2 separate regions of the Homo sapiens genome follow, and region 2 is linked to region 1. A link is an interaction called in ENCODE POLR2A ChIA-PET data of the cell type or tissue named here. Cell type or tissue: GM12878. All regions are shown on one strand. Each heading gives the region's core, and the rest is flanking DNA. Links, peaks and the distances in the headings are about the cores only.

Region 1 (11,089 bases), core at 3,661-6,160:
CATTTTATTTCACATCATCATTAGATGAAGCAAAAATACATTTTTTAGTGTCTCTGAAAGCTTGATGATATGTAAAGGATGTTAGTTATTTATGTTCATATTCTTTCGTATTCATTCATTGTGTTTCATTCTACTTGGAATATTTTACCCTTCTTTTTAGGATTTAGTAGTTTGAATAATAATGCTTAACCTGAAAAATAATAAAATATTTAAATCATATACTTTTTAGTTTTAAAATATCAAATGTTAATTTAAGGAATGTCCAGAGGTTTAATAAGGAGGACTTCAAATTTTTGACTGTTCCTTCACTTTTCTTTTTGAAGCTTCTATTTAGGTTCTTAGGTTAGGATTTCTCAAGATCCCCACCTATTAGATGGCTACAGCTCTCCTAGCCCCTGGGGCTTTGATTTCTAATGTAGGTCATTGAATGGCCAAAACAGATGTGCCATACAGAGTGCAAAGCTTTTAAATAAGGAGAAAGATTATGTATTGGCATTGTTTTTTTGTGGCTAAGTATAAGTTGAGGGTTATTGTTTATATTTCTAAGTATTTTTAGCATCTCATAAGCAAAGAGGTGGATGAATATATGTGTACATATGTGTTTATGAGTATGTAGCTGTGTGTTATTTGTGTATGTACACAATATGTTTCACAGTTTTATTATAACTACAAATATGAAAAACAATTAAAGCGTGATCCTTATGCTAATGCAGCTGATTATACTTTTGCATGTTTCCATGTAGTTTTTATTTCTGATGGGTGTATGTGTGAGTATAAACATTTTTTTTCTGTCCTCCCAACCTATTTTGTTTTTTTTTAAATTACTGCTATAGCGATAGGTATATGTAAAGAGTATAGGAAATTGATTATACAACTTCCAAGCAACGATGTTTTCTTTTTATCAGATTGACTCTAGTATGCAGAGATGATGGAATTTTCGTGCATGTGGTCTTGTACATTTATTAAGCCTTTTCAATGAAGATTTAAGAGCCAACATTTTATTTATGAAATTCAGTCCACATTTATAATGTTGTATAATAGAAATGTATGTACATTTCCTGTGATTTTTCAGTATAGAAGAATAATGGATCTTGCAAAGATTGTAGTTGCTGTTACTTACCTTTTTAAGAGAGAACCAAAATATTTTCCTTTCCTTTCCTTTCGTTTCAGTGTTCTCTAAGCTGTGTGTCTATCTATAAATCTTTATCCATCCACCATCTTCCTCCCTCTGTACTTACCTGTCTTAAACTTACCTAGACTTACCTTTGCCTTCGTTTTGCATTTATGATTTTTCCCTCCTTTCTCTTCAAGTGAATGCTTTATTTTTGTTTTCATGGTGTGTTTTTTTCTTGCTTTCATTTTATCTTTTTCTCTTTTTTTTTTTTTTAAATTCCTTTTTTGATCTAGTTCTTCCTGCCCCTCCACAGCTGCCCACATTGAGTGGGTTAGTTGTAAGTGTCCCATTCCACATCCTGTCTTGGGTGGGCTTTCCTGTAAGATTTTTCCTGGGTGTCTGTTATTACCTTTTTTTCCAATACATATTAAAACAATTGGCCATTTTTCATCATGTTTAGGAAACACTTAGCCTTGTTTTCCTCATCTGCAAAATAGGGATGATGAAACGTAATTTACGTGGTTGCTAAGAGAGCTAAATTAGTTGAGGTGTGTAAAGCATATAGCTTTACATCCAATGTGAAATAAGTGTTCATTAAATGTTAGTGGCAGAGGTAATAGTAGTTGTAACGTTGAATTGCCTGGTATGATGGAGAATGTTTCTAAAGAACACCCCTCAAGGCTGGGCATGGTGGCTCACTCCTGTAATCCCAGCACTTTGGGAGGCTGAGACTGGCTGATCAGTTGAGGTCAGGAGTTCGAGACTAGCCTGGACAACATGGTGAAACCCCATCTCTACCAGAAAATACAAAAATTAGCTGGGTGTGGTGGTGCACGCCTGTAGTTCCAGCTTCTTGGGAGGATGAGGCAGGAGAATCACTTGAACCTGGAAGCGGAGGTTGCAGTGAACTGAGATTGCACCACTGCACACCAGCCTGGGTGACAGAGCAAGACTCCGTCTCAAAAAAAAAGCAAAAAAAAAAACACCCCTCAATTTTGGATTACATTGATAATTAGGGGCCAGATCATAAAGAGAGCTTTATTTACTGTATTAGTTTGTTCTTACACTGCTATCAAGATATACCTGAGACTGGGTAATTTATAAAGGAAAGAGGTTTAGTTGACTCATAGTTCTGCATGGCTGGGGAGGCCTCAGGAAACTTAGAATCATGGTAGAAGGCACCTCTTCACAGGGTGGCAGGGGAGAGAATGAGTGCCCAGCGAAGGGGGAAGCCCCTTATAAAACCATCAGATTTCGTGAGAACTAACACAATCACGAGAACAGCCTGGAGGAAGCCATCCCCATGATTCAATCACCTCCCACCAAGTCCCTCCTACAACACATGGGGATTATGGGAACTATAATTCCAGATAAGATTTGAGTGGGGACAAGCCTAATCATATCAACGTATCATGAAAAGATTACATTTTATTCCAGGGGTCATAGAAACCATTGAAGAATTTTACTACTAAGAGAGATGTGATCTGATTGGCAAAAAAAAAAAAAAAAAAAAAAGAAATTGGCCCTTTTTGTGTCTTAATGTTCCTATTTCACCCACCCTTAAAATATAAAATTTAAAGATTAGGCAGTATTACTAATGGCCAGTACTTATAAAGTGACATGTAAATAGGACAAGAGTTTAACAAATGTAAACATCTCACTAAATTTTAGTACTTCACTTACCAACCCTTGGATGTTTAGCTAATAATTGCTAATTATAACTATGCATTTGTTTGCTTATACTACTCTGGCAGGAACAGGCCTCTCTCAGCTTACTCAGTAGGCCAAGTTAGAGATTCTGGGTTGGGCCCTAGTTTTTCAGGGATGTAGTATTGGCTCATTGGATTTAAATCTTAGGGAAAATCTGGTGGAGACACTTTGCCTCCACCTGCAGCCTGCTGTGCTGGATGTGTAGTGAGGGAATGAGACAGGATAGGCCCGAGAGTAAAGTGGTCTGTTTGAATCCCCAGTTCTGCCACTCATTTTTTGTAAAATGGGAATAATGATAATATCTAAGTTCTGGGGTTATTTTGAGGATTAAATGAGGTCGCATGTTTAAAGCATATAGGATGTTGTCCGAGTGTCAGCTTTTATTGTTACCATTACTATTCTTGAGGAAACCTAGCAGGTTTACACTTCACCAAGGAAGGGCAGCTATTGGTTTGCCTATAGGAGTATGCTCTCTCTGCTCTCAGAGGGCCTACAAGAAAATTTTTTTTCTATCCAAATGTCACCTTTGCTTTTATTTTCTTTCCTTTCCATACACGGAAGAAAAAATAGGAAAAAGAATTACATATACTTTGCAACTTTTTAATTATTTATTTAATTTTATTTTTTTTTAGAGACAGTGGAGTGCAGTGGCACCATTGTAACTCACTGCAGCGTGTAACTCCTGGGCTTAGGTGATCCTCCCATCTCAGCCTCCTAAGTAGCTGGAATCACAGATGCGCACTGCCACAACCAGCTAATTTTTAAATTTTTTTGTGGAGATGGAGTCTCGCTGTGTTGCCTAAACTGGTCTCAGAGTCCTGGCCTCAAGTGATCCTCCTGCCTTGGCCTCCTGATGTGTTGGGATTACAGGTGTGAGCCACTGTGCCCAGCCACATTTTTCAGCTTTGAAACCCTGTAATGTGAGTTCCCCCTCACTCCAGTTAGAAAGCTCATTTCTAATTTCCGTATTGGCCACTTTTTCTGTGTCACATTCACTAAATTAGGTTTAATGGTGGGTCCCAAAATCATAACCATAAACCTTGTTGAGGTTCTGTTTTCTTGTCCATAAAATGGGGATTAAGTGAATTGCTGGAAGGGTGCGTTGCCCAGGTCCTCAATAAGTGATAAACTCACGTTCAGCACATTCAACAAACTTTTAAAGGTTTTTAAATAAAAAAAGCAAAGGCTTATGGTCTTTGGAAGGTTCTTTTAGTTTCTCAAGTTGGGACCCCATGCCTTACCGTGCCACTGAGTTGAAGAACAGGTTCTACCTCTGGCTTTCAGAACCTCCTTAGAGCTGGTTTGGAGGTGTTCCTGCTCTCTACGTGTCCTTTCTTCTAAAAACACATTTCACAAAAATACATTTCACAGACTTTACTGTATCATATTTTCAACCAGAGTTTAAATGGGGATTGTTTGGTTTTGCTTAATAATACTACTTTACAGATGATTTAATAATTTCCAAAGTGCTTTTCTTATCTAGTCCTCACAGTAATCTTGCGAGGTTTGGTTAATATCCCTGTTTCGTGTGTGCTGAAGCAGAAGCACAGTGACTTGGCTAAGGACACGACTTTATTTCAAACCAGGTTTTGTGACCCAAATCTGAGCTTTTGCACCTCACACTGTTGCTGTGGTGTGTTACAGTGATTCTTTAGCTTAGAGACACGTTTGGATCAGGGGGTCAGCAAACTTTTCCTACGAAGGGCCACATAGTAAATAATTCAGGTTTTCTGGGCCAGATGATGTTTGTTTCAACTACTCAGCTCCGCTGAGGCAGTGCTGAAGTGTCCATAGACAATCCGTAAATGAACGTGGGAGGAGGCTGCGTGCCAGAAAAGCTATGGATGCTGAAATTGAATTTCATGTAATTTTACATGTCTTAAAATATTCTTTTGATTTCTTTCCCCCAACCATTTAAAAATGTAAAACATATTCTTAGCTTATGGGTCCTACAAAAACCAAGCGGTGGACCAGATTTGTCTGGAGGACCGCAGCTTGCCAACCCCTGGACAGCGTGCGTTTTTCCATTTCCAGTTCCGTCCAAGTATTGTGCACCCCCCCACGCCCCACCCAGTGAAGCATCTTTGTTTGCACAACTCTTTATTCTCTAGCATCTCAGCTAACAGGAAGCTGGGAGAAAGTTCAGATCTATGGAGTGGAAGAGCCCAGGGTGAAGGGAGCCAGCGGATCACGTGGTGTCGGAAACGCCTTAAGCAAGAAGCTTGCATGTCAGAAACCAAGCTCAGGGTTCTCTGTTGTGTTTTGGTTTTTACTGCCCGCCATCTAGTTGAGTTTCTTCATGTTCTAGGAGCTCTGTCAGTTCTTTAATTTCCCCCCACTAGAGTTTTGAGGTTTTTTCTTAAGGTTTTTTTTTTTTTGAAAAAGAGAGTTACAGACATGTAGTGCATTAGTATAGTTTGATTATTAAAAGATTCAAACGCTGGCAAAAACGTGTATGTTGAATATTTAAACTCTCATTTACTGCTTCCCCTTCCCAGAAGTATATGCTCTTAAGTTAAATGTGTCTTTTAGTTGATTTTAAAATACTGCATGTGAACATAGACAATTATATAAATATAAACATCTGTATATAAGATGATATTGTACGTGTTCTCTGACCTTTTCCTTACAGAAAGTTCCTTGGATCACACCACAGTGGTTCGACTTTTTGCTTTGGGTAATTTGTTGTGTGAGCAAGAGAGGTTCTCAGTTGTCTAAGCAGTCACTGAACAGTGAAAAAACACAATATCATTTTTTTTGCTGTGGACTGTGGAATCATTTTAGAATGTCACCCTCTTTTGAGGCAGTTGGCAGGATTTGCCCGGAAGGATCAGGATAGGGTCTTTGGGTCTGAGTCCTGCGTGACTTCCTTTTCTGACAGCCTCAGATGCAGTCCTAGACTCCCGTGTCATTGAGCGCTGTCCATAACATCTTACCATGAGTGTGCTATAAAAATACAACCTCTTCATTGTTAAGCCGTGTTACTGTTGAGGCTTTAACCCTATTGTATCCCAAAGCAGAAGCAGAGGTAGATATTTCAAAGTAATTGGATTTAGTAATTGAAATTTCAAAAGTAATTGAGAGATGAGAGCGTTTCCTATTTGGAAGACATCAGCTGGATTTTATTTTATTTTTCCCGAAGTTATTTGCATTCTGTCTTGTTAGCTTTAGAAATAAGAACAGGGAAAACAGAAAGGAGAACATGTAGTGGTATAATGTAGATCTTAAAATACTTCAGAGTTCTCATTCTTTTTTTGGTATGGTACTCAATAGGTATTCTAGTCAAATGTAGGCTATGACTTTGTAAATAATCTCTCTTGAAAAAAGGGAGCCTTCATTGTGTTCTTGGCAGCCTATCACGTGGTGCTCTTGTGAGTGTGGGCTCCAGCCTACATTGACCGTGAACCAGAGCAGCCCTGTTACTAAAGTCAATGCTTGTAATTCTCTTACAGTCCTCATACCACAGATTTCCTTGCAATCATACTTTTTTCTTTCATTCTCTTTTTTACCTGTTTTGTTTTCAGTCTCAGCTAAAATTGAATATATATAAGTGTACTAACTCTCTATAAAGAAGTCTTTTTCTAATCTACATGCCACTATGAAAATTGAAAATAAAAACATTATCTGTATTGTTTAATAAGGATTTATTCATTAGTTGTGCACATTCTTTATTTGTTCATTTGGTTTTAAAATATCAATGCTCTTATTTTTACTTGATGAAAGGAGAGAAACTTCTTTTAACGAATGTTTTTAGAGGCACTAAAATCCTTGATTAAAAACAGTGTTAAGGATTTGTATTTCATTGTGCTTTGGGAGAAATGTCTTAAGATTTGTACACACGAGTTTGTTTTATCTGTGTGACTCTAATTAAAGTTAATCAAAGTCACATGGCTTAGCAAATCACTGAAGTTTCTTTTTGGAGGTTTTTATTCATTTTAGTAATTTGATTTGTTGATTTGCTATTAATCTTTTAAAAGTAAAACATCAATAACCTAATTTTATAAAGTATCAGGTGTCTTTTTTTTGGCCTACTTTACGTTACTTACTCTGTACTTTCAAGCAGGCACATAAAGGCTCAGTCTGTTTCAGCTCTGTGCACTGCTGAGCAGTGTCTTACCATGACTGACCTCCTGATTAAGAGGAAGTTAGCACGTGAGAGCCACATTGAGTCTGCTGGCCTTAGCTTCATGTGCTATGTGAGAGATGTGGTCATTTTGTACACAGGATGTTATAATGGGATATTGACATTTTACGGATCCAGCATCCTGTGTATAAATTAAGCTTTCTTTTTAAGAAGACATTTTACAGTTGTAAAATTCTCGCCTATTTGAATTTTGAGATCTTGATGAAACATAATCCCTGGAGTGCTCTTCCACTGTTGCAGTGTAATCTTTCCATATGATATCTGATTTAGTTGGAAGCAACTTAGTAATTATGCATGCTTAAAGGAAGCAACTTAATAAACAGGATTTTAGAGAAACCCAGTCAGAATTGTAAAATGGTACTGCTGAATCAATTGCATTACATAGAATTACTGGGTTAGATGTAGGTTTGAGATAAGTGGGCAGACCTGAGGCTCCTGTACCACCACCATTGTCAAGAGCATGTGAAGATTTGCCTTTTTCAAAGAAAAAAAAAAAAAAAAAAAAAGGACTCCCTTTCCCTTGGTTCGTTCAAAAATGATTCAAAAGTAGCCTTCTCAAGTCTGGTGGCTGAGGGCCACCAGAAAGTGGAGCGGGCCTTGGTTCTGACATGGGCTTAGCATGGTAGGCTAGGTAAAGTCAGCTCTGTGGAGGTGGGCACAGTTTGTCATGTGGTCAGGTGGCATGCAGAGGACAAAAAGATGCAGCTCTGAACTTGAGGATTTAAGCAATCATCTGGGAAATCAGCACAGCATGTGGCTGAGGAATCAGATTCAGGAGGGAGGTGAAGACTGTCAGGTGCAGCAGGCCCCATGTGTGACCTCTGCTGCTTTACATGTGAAATATAGGAAGGGGAAAAATAACTATTGAAAATCATTTCTGTTCCTTGTCAGCTTATACACATGTACTATTAAATAGTCACAGTTTAAACTACTTATTTTCAGTTCACTATTTTGTACACATTGTCCTATATTGGTATTATTGCTAGCATTTCTGCAATTTTTTGAGTTAGAATTTAGGGTGACCTCTCAAGAATATTTTGTCATACTGATTCCATCTACAGATATACGTTGTGGTAGGTTCTGGTTATAAAAGTGTAAATGGTAACAGCTGCCATTTACCAAAGATCCACCTGCCAGCCTGCCTGCTTTATAGATGAGGGGATTGAGGCCTGGGAGGTTGAGGAACTTGCCTCAGCTCCTGGAGCTGCGTTGGATTCCTGCTCTCATTCTGTCTTCCTTGTAAAGCGAGAGGGGTGTTCTCCTTTGGTTTGTAAACTCTCTTGCTATTTCACAGCCTCTGGTGTCCAGAAGACACATAAACAGACAATGGCAACCAAACCTTCTAAATTTTAGAACACAGGTTTCCTCAGGGGTCTCTGATCTCTTGATCATTTTCATTTTGCCTGGTGGTTTCAAGACAAACTTGATATAGAAGGTGATCCTTGAGTCAAGGCCTGAAAGATGAGGAATCAGCCCCCAATAACTTCTGGAATCGTGTGTCTTCAGGCTTCTGGAGAATGTGAGAGCACCAACACCAATATTTTGCACAGCAGCAGGTCTTATGTGGGAGGGGCAAGAGTGAGGAAGAGCTATATGAAATGTGTATTATTTGTATTAGCTTGTGGATTAGTTTGCTGTTGCTGCATAACACATTGAGTGGCTTAAAAGAACACACATCGATTATGTCAGTTTCTGGAGGTTAGGAGTCCAGGCATGGCTTAGCTGCCATACTCTGCTTGGGGTCGTAGAGGCTGTAATCCAGGTGTCAGCCGGGCTGCATTCTCATCTAGAGGCTTGACTGGGGAAGGCCGCCTCAGACTGTTGGCAGAATTTATTTCCTGGTGGCTGTAGAATTCATATCTGCCTGCTTCTTCAATGCCACCAGCAGAGAGAGAATCTGTAACTTCTGGGAAGGCCTGGACCCTCTTTTAAAGGGCTCACCAGATTATGTCAAGCCCATCCAGGCCACTGTTTTAACTTAATGTCATGTGATTAAGGAGGGGCTTTAATTATATCGGCAAAGTCTCTTCCTTTGCTATATTTTCTTAGTTAGATGCCAGTCACAGGTCTTACCCGTACTCAAGAGGAGAGGATTACACAGAAGTGTGGATACGAGGGGCATAAATCCCATGGATTTATTTTAGAATTCTGCCAACTACAGGTTGTGTGTTATAATTCATAAAAATAGCAGTGGTTTCTGTTGGTCTGTTTATGCTGCCATGACAAAATGCCAGACAGAATTTCTCCCTCTCAGTTCTGGAGGCTGGCAGTCCGAGATCAAGGTGCTGGCAAGGTAGTTTTCATTCTGAGGCCTCTTCCCTGGGCTTTTAGGTAGCTGCCACCTCTCTGTGTGCCCACATGGTCTTTCTGAGCATGTGCAGGGGGAGAGAGAGGATGCAAGAGCCTGTGCATGCCTGTACCAGAAGCCTGGTCTCTCTTCTTATAAGGACAGCAGTCCTGTCAGATTAGAACCCATGCTCATGGCCTCTTTTAACCTTCATTACCTCTTCATAGACGCTAGTCCCAAATACAATCACATTGGACATTAGGGTTTTGATGTAGGAATTTTGGTGGGGGACACAATTCATTCTGTAGCAGGCTAAGAAAGTCTTCTAGTTACATTCTGCTTATCTCAAGGGATATCAGTTGGGGTATATATATAGATGCCTTCCCCAAAAAGCATCATGACCCTTATATTATAATATGACCTTGGGCAAATTACCTACTCTAGGAGATGATTTCCTTCAACTAAAATAGTGGTTGGCAACATTAACTACTTTGCAGGATTTTTGTTCGCATTGGTTGTGCTGTGTGTAAATCACCTATAGTGTGCCGAGGGCACAGGAGGTGCTCATTAAATGTTGTCTGTTGTTGCTGTATTTGTGCCTTGATATTTCTGCATCTCTCTCTCTCTCTTATTTGAAACAGGGTCTTCCTTTGTCGCTCAGGCTGGTGTGTGGTGGCATGATCACAGCTCATTGCAGCCTCAACCTCCCAGGCTCAAGTGATCCTCTGTCCTCAGCCTCATGAGTAGCTGGGACTACAGGCATGTGCCACCACACCTGGCTAATTTTTGTATTTTTTGGTTTTGCTATGTTGCCCAGGCTGATTTCTTTTTTTAATTATTATCTACCTTAAATGAAGAATTCCCCATGAATCCTTCCATTTCTTCAAGAAAGAAGTGGTTACTCTCCCCTGAACTCATAGGACAGTGGCATTTATAAGCCTCTGTCCTATAGTATTTATAAGCTTATTTTTGCAGTGTATTATTTGTATACATCTTTTGTTTCTTCTGTTTCTTAAAGTCAAGGACCTTCTTATACCTCTGCTTATCTTTTTCATAGTGCCTTGTACATTAATATTTTTTCAGTTTAAACAATGTTGAATGAACAAATAAATGAATGGGCATGGCCTCTGAGGTAATGTGTTTCCTCTTTCATCTAAATCTTTGTTTCTCAATCCTTTCTAACTCATGCCTTCTTTTGAAAATGTAAGTTTCCTTACACCCCTTCCACCTTTCAGTATCTCCTCCCAAAAGACCAGGCCCGCAGCCCCCATCTCCCTTGATGGGACAAGCTCGACTTTTCCTACAGATCCTCAACAGTTGAGATTATTTTATCAAGCTCCACTTTCATGTGGTATGTTATAAAAAAAAAAAAAAAAGCTTTCCTCCTTTCTTTTCCAAATAGAAAATTATAATCCTGGGTGTGTGTGTGTGTGTGTGTGTGTGTGTGTGTGTGTGTGTGTGTATGTATATACATACGTATGTATATACATATATATACACATACGTATGTATATACATATATATATACACATACGTATGTATATACATATATATATACACACATACGTATGTATATACATACATATATATATATTTTTTTTTTTTTTGAGACGGAGTCTCGCACTGTTGCCAGGCTGGAGTGCAGTGACACCATCTTGGCTCACTGCAACCTCTGCCACCCAGGTTGAAGCAATTCTCCTGACTCAGCCTCCCGAGTAGCTACAACTGTAGGCGCATGCTGCCACGCCCTGCTAATTTTTTTTTTTTTTTTGTATTTTAGTAGAGATGGGGCTTCACCATGTTGCCCAGGCTGGTCTCGAACTCCTGAGCTAGG
Region 2 (11,089 bases), core at 3,342-5,841, 54 kb before region 1:
CTTTCTCTAATCCAAATGCCATTTCTGCCATCTGCAATGCCTTTCACCATCTCCTTTACCACTCCAGATCAATCCCATTCTGCTCTTATTGTCACTTGTCCTCTCAGCCAACTTTGCAGAATTCAAGTACAGAACAGTGTATTTATAGTAATAAAGTATGGGGAGTTTTATTTCTGTTTTACTTGACTTTATGTCAACCCCCTAGAGCTTCATTATCTTTTGTGGAATGTAAGCATAGTGAAGGCAAAGGCCGCTTTTATGACTTTCTCATTCTCAACAAAATGATTGACATGTACAAGAGACTTCATGACTTAATTTCAAGGGTCTGCTAACATCTCAGCAAAAAGATCAAAGTGACTTCATTTGAAAATAAGAAGAAATATGATATTAAATATTAATGGGAAGAGTCAATAATAAAAAGTGTTAAATATTTGCAAATGAGTCCAAAAGTATAATGAAATTCAAATCAAAGTCTCAATTGTGGTGGATTTATGTGTTTTTGTTTGTTTTGTTGGAACATTAAAAGCATTCTAAAGGCCAGGCACAGTGACTCATGTCTGTAATCCAGTAGCTTTAGGAGACTGAGGTACAGGGCTCTCTTGAGGCCAAGAGTTCAAGACCAGCCTGGGCAACATAGTGAGACCCTGTCTCTACAAAAAATTTAAAAATTAGCCAAACAAAGTGCCATGCACCTGTAGTACTAGTTGCTCAGGAGGCTGAAGCAGGAGGATTGCTTGAGCACAGAAGCTCAAGGCTGCAGTGAGTTATGATGTTGTCATTGCACTCCAGCCTAACTTACAAAGCAAGATCCTGTCTCTAAAATATTCAATAAAACAAAACAAAATTACTCTAAAACTCATCTTAAATGGTGAACTTGTATTTATTTATGGAAAAGAATCTTTTAAAAATTTTATCAGGAAGAATATACCGTATCAGTTATTATACACTATTCAAAAGCTAGAATAATTAAAGCAATGGAATTGGTAGAAAAATAGATGTATAGATCAACATCGCATAACTGAGAATTAAAAATGATCCATGGACATAAGAGAATTTAGGTTTTTCTACAGAGAGCATTTTGTATCAGGAAATAAAGGATGACATATTCAATAAAGGTTGAGACATTTGGTTAACCGTTTGGAGGAGGAAAAATTTAGATTCCTACCATATAACAAAACAAATACTAAATGGATTAACAATATCAAAGTAAGTAAAATAAAAACAAGACAACAAATAAAAGTACTAGTGGATTGTAGGCTTTTTTTTTTTTTTTTTTTTTTTTTTTTTTGTCGCTCAGGCTGGAGTGCAGTGGCGCGATCTCTGCTCACTGCAAGCTCCGCCTCCTGGGTTCACGCCATTCTCCTGCCTCAGCCTCCGGAGTAGCTGGGACTACAGGCTTCTGCCACCACGCCCAGCTAATTTTTTTGTATTTTTAGTAGAGACGGGGTTTCACTGTGTTAGCCAGGATGGTCTGGATCTCCTGACCTTGCGATCCGTCTGCCTCGGTCTCCCAAAGTGCTGGGATTACAGGCGTGAGCCACCGCGCCCAGCCGACGTTGGTTTTATAGTACGATCTCGTCATCTTTTATTTATCGATCGAATTGCCTTTTCATATAGTTTACCCATCTATATATCTATGTAAGTATCTATTTTGAAGTGCTTTTGGTTTCTAGAATGATAGAATTTCTTTTTTTTTTTCTTCTTTCTTTTTTTTTTTTTTTTTTTTTTTGAGACTAGTCTGGCTCTGTCGCCCAGGCTGGAGTGCAGTGGCGCGATCTGGGCTCACTGCAAGCTCCGCCTCCCGGGTTCGCGCCATTCTCCGGCCTCAGCCTCCCGAGTAGCTGGAACTACAGGCGCCCGCCACCACGCCCGGCTAATTTTTGTATTTTTAGTGGAGACGGAGTTTCGCCATGTTGGTCAGGCTGGTCTCAAACTCGTGACCTCATGATCTGCCCGCCTCGGCCTCCCAAAGTGCTGGGATTAGAGGCGTGAGCCACTGCGCCTGGCTAAAATGATAGAATTTCTAAACTATTTTTTTGGTTTTTACATTTCTGACTACATTGCATTGTATGTAATATGAAGTGTGCTCTGTAGGAAGTGAATACGTTGGTATTTGGGTTTTGTTCGTTCGTTTGTTTGTTTGTTTGCTTGTTTGTTTTGAGACAGGGTCTCACTTTGCCGCCCAGGCTGGAGTGCGGTGGGACGATCTCAGCTTACTGCAGCCTCAACCTCTCAGGCTCAAGTGATCCTCCAGCCTCAGCCTTCTGAGTAGCTGAGACTACAGGCCCGCACCACCACACCCGGCTAATGTTTTTGCATTTTTTGTAGACATAGGGTTTTTACCATGTTGTCCAAGCTGGTTTTGAACTCCTGAGCTCAAACGATCTGCCAGCCTTGGTCTCCCAAAATGCTGGGATTACAGGTGTGCACTACTGTGCCTGGCCTGCTTGTATTTGTTGATGTATTTGTTGTGTCTAGACTGTGGTCACTCTACTAATTATCTGTTTCCTCTAATTATTGGGGGCAGGATTCTGTATATGTCCACTAGAATGTGCTTATTAATTGTGTTGTTCAAGACATTTTATATTTCCTAGTTATTCATTGGCTTGCTATGTCAGTTTCTGAGAGGGATGTGTTAAAAATATCTACCATGTGGGATGGCGGGAGGGAGAGCATTAGGAAAATTAGTTAATGCATGCTGGGCTTAATACCTAGGTGATGGTATTAAGCAAAACACCATGGCACACGTTTACCTATGTAGCAAACCTGCACATCCTGCACATGTATCCCGGAATTTTTAAAAAAAGAATAAAACTACTCTGTATCAGCCATGCAAAAAACAAAACCAAAACAAAAACCTACCATGATTGGGGAATTTAACAATTTCTTTTAGTTTATCTATCATTGTTTATCTTTATATATTTTTGTGGCTATATTGTTGGGTGCAAACAAGTTCAGGATTGTTTTATTTTCTTGATAACTCTTCTTTTTATTAGTCAATAATGACTTTTTATACCTAACATTATTGCCTTAAATTCTATTTCATATAATTGGTATTGTTTCATTACCTTTATTTGTTTAGTACTTACCTGAAATATTTTTCAATAAGTTTACTTCAAATTTTAAGAATCATTGTATTTTATGTTTCTGAAGAACATGAGAGCATAAAACATAGATAAAATTTGTATTTCAATTCAGATAATCTCTGATTTGTAACAGGTGGTTTCATGTTTACATTTATGAGGATTCCTTATATTGGATTTATTTCTATCATCTTATTTTATGTTTTCTAGTTACCATATTTTTTCTTATTATTTGGGTTTTTACTTTTTCCTGCTCTCTACTGCATTTCTTGAGTTTGTTGCCTTTTTTTCCTCCTCCAGTGTTTTGAAAGACACGTATTTTATTCCTTTTAGAAGTTACCCTTAAATTTTGAGTATGTCATGCTTAATTTTTAAAAAAGCTAAAGCTCAACAGTAGCTCCATTTTCTCTCTCCCCATGTTATTGTTCTCTAATTTGTTAGTTTTACCAGTTTTTGAAAATCTCTCTAAATTAGCCTTTATTATTAGAGTTGTAGGGTATCTCATATACAGAACTTATCTTCCTGTCTTGAAATTAGAATTCATATGGAGAAATAAGGGTGGAAACAGGCAAGAATGAGAGTTGAAAATCAAAATACAATGTTAGCTTTATTTCAGGTAGGTCTGATTGCAGAGAGAGATTTTAGATCTGTGGACAGATGAGCTTGCTGATACTGTATTCCTGAATTAAATGGGCTTCATGCCTGATGGCAGAGTGGGACAACAACAAGTGTCCCCAATAAGGCTGTTTGCACAGACCACGCAGACAAGAATGCAGCTTCTCTGGGAGATGCAGCTCTGAAGGAGAGAAAACAGTAGGGGCTGAGCCAAGCACGTTGAGGCCTTTCTTCTAAACTTTGCAGTCCTCCTGCCTGGTGGAAGAATGGTTGAGGAGGCAGAAAGAAGTGCACAGTGTTCTCATATTATCACTTGAGGAGATTAGAGTAGACCTTTTCTCCTCTCTATGGACATATGAGCGGGAAACAGTTGTTCCTCTAACCATTGTTACTATTATTGCTGCTGTTATGAAAGTTGTTTTCCATATTCCCTGCAAAAGTCTGATTTACCTTGGAGCTGATATTTCAGTTTCAGCTCCCTAGTCTGCAAAGACACTTCCAAGGTCCGGGAAGAAGAAGTAGCCCCAGGAGAGTTAGAGGAAGGCAGCTCTGCCAGCCTGGAGGTCACTCTGCTCACCCTAGTGGTAGTCCTGGAGCTGCAGCATGGGGGTTGGGTACCAGGCCCCAGTGACAACTTGAACCTTAGGACATCAGCCTCTTCCCCAAGGAAAACATTCTGCGACACGGCTCTACTCCCAGCCCCAGGGCCATGTGACCGGGCTTCATGGTCCCTTTGGCACACGCTCTGCCCCTGACAACAGCCCTGGCAAGGCCGAGGGTGGCAGGGATACTGGGTGTGGTAAAACCCAGTCGACCTTGACCAGCTTGCTGTGACTGTGAGATCAAAGGGCTGAAGTTATGTCTGAGGATTCCCCTCGACTACCAATAACAAATTGTGAAGCTAAAATAAACTTTTCTCAACTATGACTGATTAAAAACAAATAAATTTTGCTACTTCGGGAGCTGAGGCAAAGAGGATCATTTGACACCAGGAGTTGGGGGCTGTAGTGTGCCACAGTCACACCTGTGACTAGCCACTGCATTCTAGCCTAGGCAATATAGTAAGATCGCATCTCTAAAAACAAACAAACCAACAAACCACAAATATTGACCTACTGTGTTAGAAGACTAATCTATCCTTACAAGACAGACTTATCTCTCTACTTTTTTAAAATAGAAGATGATACTTAGAAATTATTGTCACATTAAGAGGTGATCAAAGAATATATAGCCAAAAAATGTAAGGAATAAAATGTATAAAAAAGAAAGGGATTGGTTATAATAAAATAATTGAAGCTTGTATTTTAGTCCCGGATTTTGTGATGTTTTGAGGCACTTAACTACAACTTAAATTGTCGTGATTTTTATTTTTATTCTCAGTAAATCTAAACTTTTGTACCTAAGTATTTATTAATAATTTGGTATTCCTTTCTTTAAAAAGCACCCCCCCCCACTCCCCCGCCAAACTATTAAAGCTTTAGATCCCACAAAACTTGGGCCAAACTCAGCTTTTTTTGTTTTACGAGTCATGTTTGCTGAACTAGGTGCAGGGGCTCACACCTGTAATCCCAGCAACGAGGGAGGCTGAAGCAAGAGGATTGCTTGAGGCCAGAAGTTTAAATCCAGGCTGCAAAACACAGTGAGATCGTATGTCTCTACAAAAAAATTTTACAAAATTAGCCGGGGATGGCGGCATGTACCTGCAGTCTCAGCTATTTGGTAGGCTGAGGTGGGAGGAACCCTTTAGCCCAGCAGTTTGAGGCTGCAGTGAGCTGTGATTGTACTACTGCATTCTAGCCTGGGTAAGAGTGAGACCTTGACTCAAAAAGATTTTAAAAAATTTTTATTTATTTTTATTTTTTGAGACAAAATATTGCTCTGTCACCTAGGCTGGAGTGCAGTGGTGTGATCTCAGCTCACTGCAATCTCTGCTTCACAGGTTCAAGTGATTCTCCTGCCTCAGCCTCCCAAGTAGCTGGGACCACAGGCATGCACCACCACACAAAGCTAATTTTTGCATTTTTAGTAGAGATGGGTTTCACTGTGTTGGCCAGGCTGCTCCCAAACTCCTGACCTCAAGTGATCCGCCTGTCTTGACCTCCCAAAGTGCTGGGATTATAGGTGTGAGCCACTGTGCCTGACCTGTTTATTTAATTCCTTTGCTTACCATTTCTCCTTATTTTTCCCATCTCTCTTCCGGGTCCCTTTTCCTTATTGATCAAGTACAGTCATGCAGCACGTAATGATGGACTGCGCATATGACAATGGTCCCATAGATCGTGATGGAGCTGAAAAATGCCCATGTGATATCACAGCTGCTGTAATATCATAATGCAATGCATCACTCACTTGTTTGTAGTGTAAGCAAACCTACTGAGCTGCTAGTCATATAAAAGTATGGCACATACAATTATATACAGTACATGTGACTGGCTTTTATATTTACTATATTATACTTGTTATCATTATTCTAGAGTGCACGCCTTCTAGTTATTTTTTAAAAAGTTAACTGTAAAACAGCCTCAGGCAGGCCCTTCAGGAGGTATCCAGAAGAAAGCATTGTAATCACAGGAGATGATAGCTCCATGTGTGTTACTGCCCCTGAAGACCTTCCAGTGGGACAAGATGTGGAGGTAAGACAGTGATGTAGATGATCCTGACCCTGTCTGGGCCTAGGCTAGTGTATGTCTTTGTATCTTGGCTTTTAACAATATTTTAAAAGGTGTTTTTGTTTGTTTGTTTGTTGTTTTTGTTTTCGTTTTGAGATGGAGTTTCGCTCTTGTTGCCCAGGCTGGAGTGCAATGGCATGATCTCGACTCACTGCAACCTACTCCTCCTGGGCTCAAGCAATTCTTCTGCCTCAGCCTCCCAAGTAGCTGGAATTACGGGCATGCACCACCACACCAGCTAATTTTGAATTTTTACCAGGGATGGGGTTTCTCCATATTGGTCAGGCTGGTCTCGAACTCCCGACCTCAGGTGATCCACCTGCCTTGGCCTCCCAAAGTGCTGGGATTACCAGCATGAGCCACTGCGCCTGGCCAACATTTTAAAAGTGTTTTAAAAAAGTAACGAAAGGAAGCTTGGCCAGGTGCAGTGGCTCACCTCTGGATTCCTAGTGCTTTGGGATGCCAAAGTGGGAGGATGGCTTGAGGCCAGGAGTTTAAGACCAGCTTTGGGCAACAAAGCAAGACCTCGTCTCTACAAAAAAAGTTAAAAATTAGCCAGGTGTGGTGACACACACCTGTAGTCCCAGCTAATCAGGAAACTGAAACTGGAGGATTGCTTTTTTTGTTTTGTTTTGGTTTGTTTTGGGTTTTTTTTTTGAGACGGAGTCTCGCTCTGTCACCCAGGCTGGGGTGCAGTGGTGCGATCTCAGCTCATTGCAACTTCTGCCTCCTGGGTTCAAGCAATTCTCCTGCCTCAGTCTCCCGAGTAGCTGGGATTATGGGTGCATACCACCACATCCAGCTAATTTTTTTTTTTTTTTTTGTATTTTTGGTAGAGATGGGGTTTCACCATGTTGGACATGCTGATCTCAAACTCCTGACTTCAAGTGATCCGCTCGCCTCAGCCTCTCAAAGTGTTGGGATTACAGGCGTGAGCCACTGTGCCCGGCCCAGAGGATTGTTTGAGTCCCGGAGTTCAAGGCTGCAGTGAACCATAAAAGCCCTGCTGCACTCCAGACAAGACATCACTATTGTAGGTTGTTTTTTGATACATTGTATCACGTTTTTTGAAACAAGAGTGAGAACTTGTATCAAAAAAAAAAACGAAAAGAAAAAAGCTTATAGAATACACATATAAAGAAAGAAAATATTTTTGAACAGCTCTTTACTGTGTTCATGTTTCAAGTGTTATCAGAAGAGTCAAAAAAGGCCAGGCACAATGGCTCATGCCTGTAATTCCAGTGCTTTGGGAGGCTGAGAAGGGAGGATGGCTTTAAGCCAGGAGTTCAAGACCAGCTGGGGCAATAAAGTGAGAACCTCCAGTCTCTAAAAACAATTTTAAAATGAGCTGGGCCTGATGGCACGTGTCTGTAGTCCCAGTTACTTGGGAGGCTGAGGTGGGAGAATCACTTGAGCCCTAGATTTCGAGGCTGTAGTGAGCTATGAGTGCAGCACTGGACTCCAGCCTGGGCAACTGAGCAAGAATTTTTTTTTTTTTTTTTTGAGACAGAGTCTTGCTCTGTCACCCAGGCTGAAGTGCAATGGCACAACCGCGGCTCACTACAACCTCCACCTCCCAGGTTCAAACAATTCTTCTGCCTCAGCCTCCCAAGTAGCTGGGATTACAGGCGCATGCCACCATGACTGGCTAAATTGTTTTATTTTTAGTAGAGACAGGGTTTCACCATGTTGACCAGGCGGGTCTCGAACTCCTGACCTCAGGTGATCCACCCACCTTGGCCTCCCAAAGTGCTGGGATTACAAGTGTGAGTCACTGTACCCATCCAAGCAAAAGAGAGAGAGAGAGAAAGAGAAGGAGAAGGAGAAGGAGAGGAAGGAAGGAAGAAAAGAAGGAAGGAAGGAAGGAAAGGGAGGACAGAAGGGAGGGAGGGAAGAGAGAGAGGGAAAGAAAGAAAGAGAGAAAGAGAGAGAGAGAAAGAAAGAAAGAAAGAGAAAGAAAGAAAGGAAGAAGGAAGGAAGGAAGGAAAGAAAGAGGGAGGGAGGGAAGGGAGGACGCAAGGAAGGGAGGGAGGGAAGAGAGGAAAAAATGAAAAGGAAAGAAAGAAGAAAGAAAGAAAACGAACAGACGGAGGGACGGAGGGAGGGAGAGAGGGAAGGAGGGAGGGAAAGAAGGGAGGATGGAAGGGAGGGAGAGAAGAGAGAGGGAAAGAAAGAAAAAGGAAGGAAGGAAAGAAGGTCTAAAAGTTTTTTTTAATTAAGATTATAAAGTGAAAAGGTTACAGTAAGCTAAGATTAATTTATTATTGAAGAAATGAATGAATTGAATGCAGCCTCAGTGTCCAGTGTTGATAAAGTCTACAGTAGCATACGGTAAAGTCGTAGGCCTTCACAGACACTCCCCACTCACTCACTCACTCATCCAAGCAACTGCCAGTCCTGCAAGCTCCATTCATGGTAAGTGCCTTATACAGGTGAATCATTTTAAAATCTTTTAAATTGTATTTTTGCTGTCATCTTTCCTATGTTTAGATACACAAAATACTTAGCATTGTGTTCCAGTTGCCTGTAGTGTTCAGCACAGTCACATGGTGTACAGGTGTGTAACCTAGGAGCAACAGGCTGTCCCACACAGCCTAGGTGTGGAGTAGGCTATGCTGTGTAGCTTTGTGTAAGTGCACTCTATGATGTTCACACAAAGATGGAAGTGCCTAACGATGCATTTCTCAGAATGTATGCCCATCATTAAGCGACACATGACTGTTTATTTGTAGTTCTTCCAGTGAAGGTCTGTTAATGGTGAATTCTAATAGGGTGATCATTTAGCCCTCACTCTTGAATAAAGCGGCTGGATAAAGAATTCTATCCTGGGGTTTTCCTCCCTTGGCCAGGCACAGTGGCTCATGCCTGTAATCCCAGCACTTTGGGAGGCCGAGGCAGGTGGATCATGAGGTCAAAAGATTGAGTCCATCCTGGCTAACATGGTGAAACCCTGTCTCTACTAAAAATACAAAAATTAGCTGGGCATAGTGGCGTGTGCCTGTCGTCCGAGCTACTCAGGAGGCTCAGGCAGGAGAATTGCTTGAGCCCAGGAGGCAGAGGTTGCAGTGAGCAGAGATCGCCCCACTGTACTCCAGCCTGGTGATACAGCAAGACTCTGTCCCAGAAAAAAAAAAAAAAAAGAATTCTATCCAGGGGTTTTCCCTCCTTTCAGCACCTAGAATTGTTATGTCACTTCTGGGGTGTGTCACTGTTGTACAGAATTGAACGTTTTCCTTTGAAGGTAGCCTATTTTACCCCCTGTCTTTTCTGTGTCTTTGGTGCTCTGCAGTTCCACTCTCATATGTCTAGTTTTGAATTTGTTTTTATTTAACCTGCAAGGGCCTGGGGGCACTTCAACAATCTGAGGATTTATGTCCTTTTTCAATTTTGGAAAAGTGTCACTCTTTAGCATTTTATTTTTTTAATTGTTTTTAATAAATACTGAGAAGATACAAAACAATATTTTAAAAATATGTAAGGTATAAAGTATAATGGAAAAAACAAAAAATGAATAATAGTACAACCCCTATGTCCTCGCCCTCAAGTGTAGGAAAAGAGTGCCAAAGCCACACCATTGCTTTTGAATTCCTTGTCCGCCTCCCTAGACCCGCTGGTTTCCATTCTGGAGACCATTATAATCCTAAATTCGATAGTTATCATTTCCTTGTAGTTTCACAAAGAAATATAGTTATGCATGTTTTAAACTGTATATCATTTGACTAAAGCTGTGTTTTTCTTTGTTTTCTCCACTCAAAATTATGTTCTTCAGATTCTCGTGCATTGATGGACACAGGTGTAATTTATTCATACTCATTACTATATAGTATTCTGTCACCCATATTTTATTCATTCTGTTGTCAATGGACATAGATTTGCTTCTAGTTTTTTTATTAGTAAGAATAGTGCTGCTTGGGCTGGGCGCGGTGGCTCATGCCTGTAATCCCAGCACTTTGGGAGGCCAAGGCAGGCAGGTCACTTGAGGTCAGGAGTTTGAGACAGCCTGGCCAACATGGTCTCTACTAAATATCCCCATCTCTACTAAAAATACAAAAATTTGCCAGGCGTGGTGGCATGCACCTGTAAGCCCACCTACTCGGGAGACTAAGGCAGGAGAATCACTTGAATCCGGAAGGCAGAGGTTGCAGTGAGCAGAGATCATGCCACTACACTCCAGCCTGGGCAACAGAGTGAGACTCTGTCTCCAAAACATAAAAGTAAAAATAAAAATAAAAGAATAGTGCTGCTTTAAGCATTTTCATAAATGCCTCCTGGAACAGGACAGTTTCTCTAGAGTTTACACCTAGGAGTGGAATTGCTAGGTCATAGAGTATGTATGTGCATTTTCACATAGCAAAATTGGTCTCCAGAGTGACAATTAATTTACACTTCCATCAACAATATATGAGAAATTGTCTTGCTTCACATCCCATTCAACGCACAGTAGTGTCAGGTTTCCATTTTTGCAAACTTTGTGGATGTGTAACAGTACTTCATAGCAGAATTAATTTGTATTTTCCTGATTGCTAATGAGTGAGTGACATTTTGTACATCTATAAAACACTTGTGTAATTATTTTGACTCTTTGGTGAAAATAGATGTCTTTTTTATTGATTTGTAAGAATTCTTTACATGTTTAGGAGACTAATCCCTTGACAATTACACATTTAGCAAATATCTCATCCTAGTCTGTGGCTGGTCATTTCATTCTCATTAGAGTGTCTT

What was found. ChIA-PET counts read pairs that join two places held together with the same protein. Peaks named below come from ENCODE experiments on the same cell type or tissue, not always from the same donor. Only the 100,000 strongest peaks of a DNase experiment are listed, where the experiment ranks them.
Region 2: POLR2A ChIA-PET joins it to region 1 with 11 read pairs; 6 of 35 experiments call an interaction of 5 or more read pairs at or near these places.

What each region holds. Positions count from the first base shown.
Region 1 is chr6:156,802,261-156,813,349 of GRCh38, forward strand. All of the region lies in intron 1 of ARID1B (AT-rich interaction domain 1B), which reads left to right. Among named protein-coding and RNA genes, the nearest start is that of MIR4466, 28 kb to the left of the region's middle. RefSeq lists a silencer at 7,021-7,221. In GM12878, for the core only: no CTCF peak of the experiment used is centred there; no DNase peak of the experiment used is centred there; H3K27ac peaks cover 473 bases.
Region 2 is chr6:156,748,462-156,759,550 of GRCh38, forward strand. No RefSeq gene overlaps it. Among named protein-coding and RNA genes, the nearest start is that of ARID1B, 23 kb to the right of the region's middle. RefSeq lists a silencer at 1,040-1,240 and enhancers at 4,308-4,377, 4,568-4,667. In GM12878, for the core only: a CTCF peak has its summit at 4,283; a DNase peak (open chromatin) is centred at 4,530.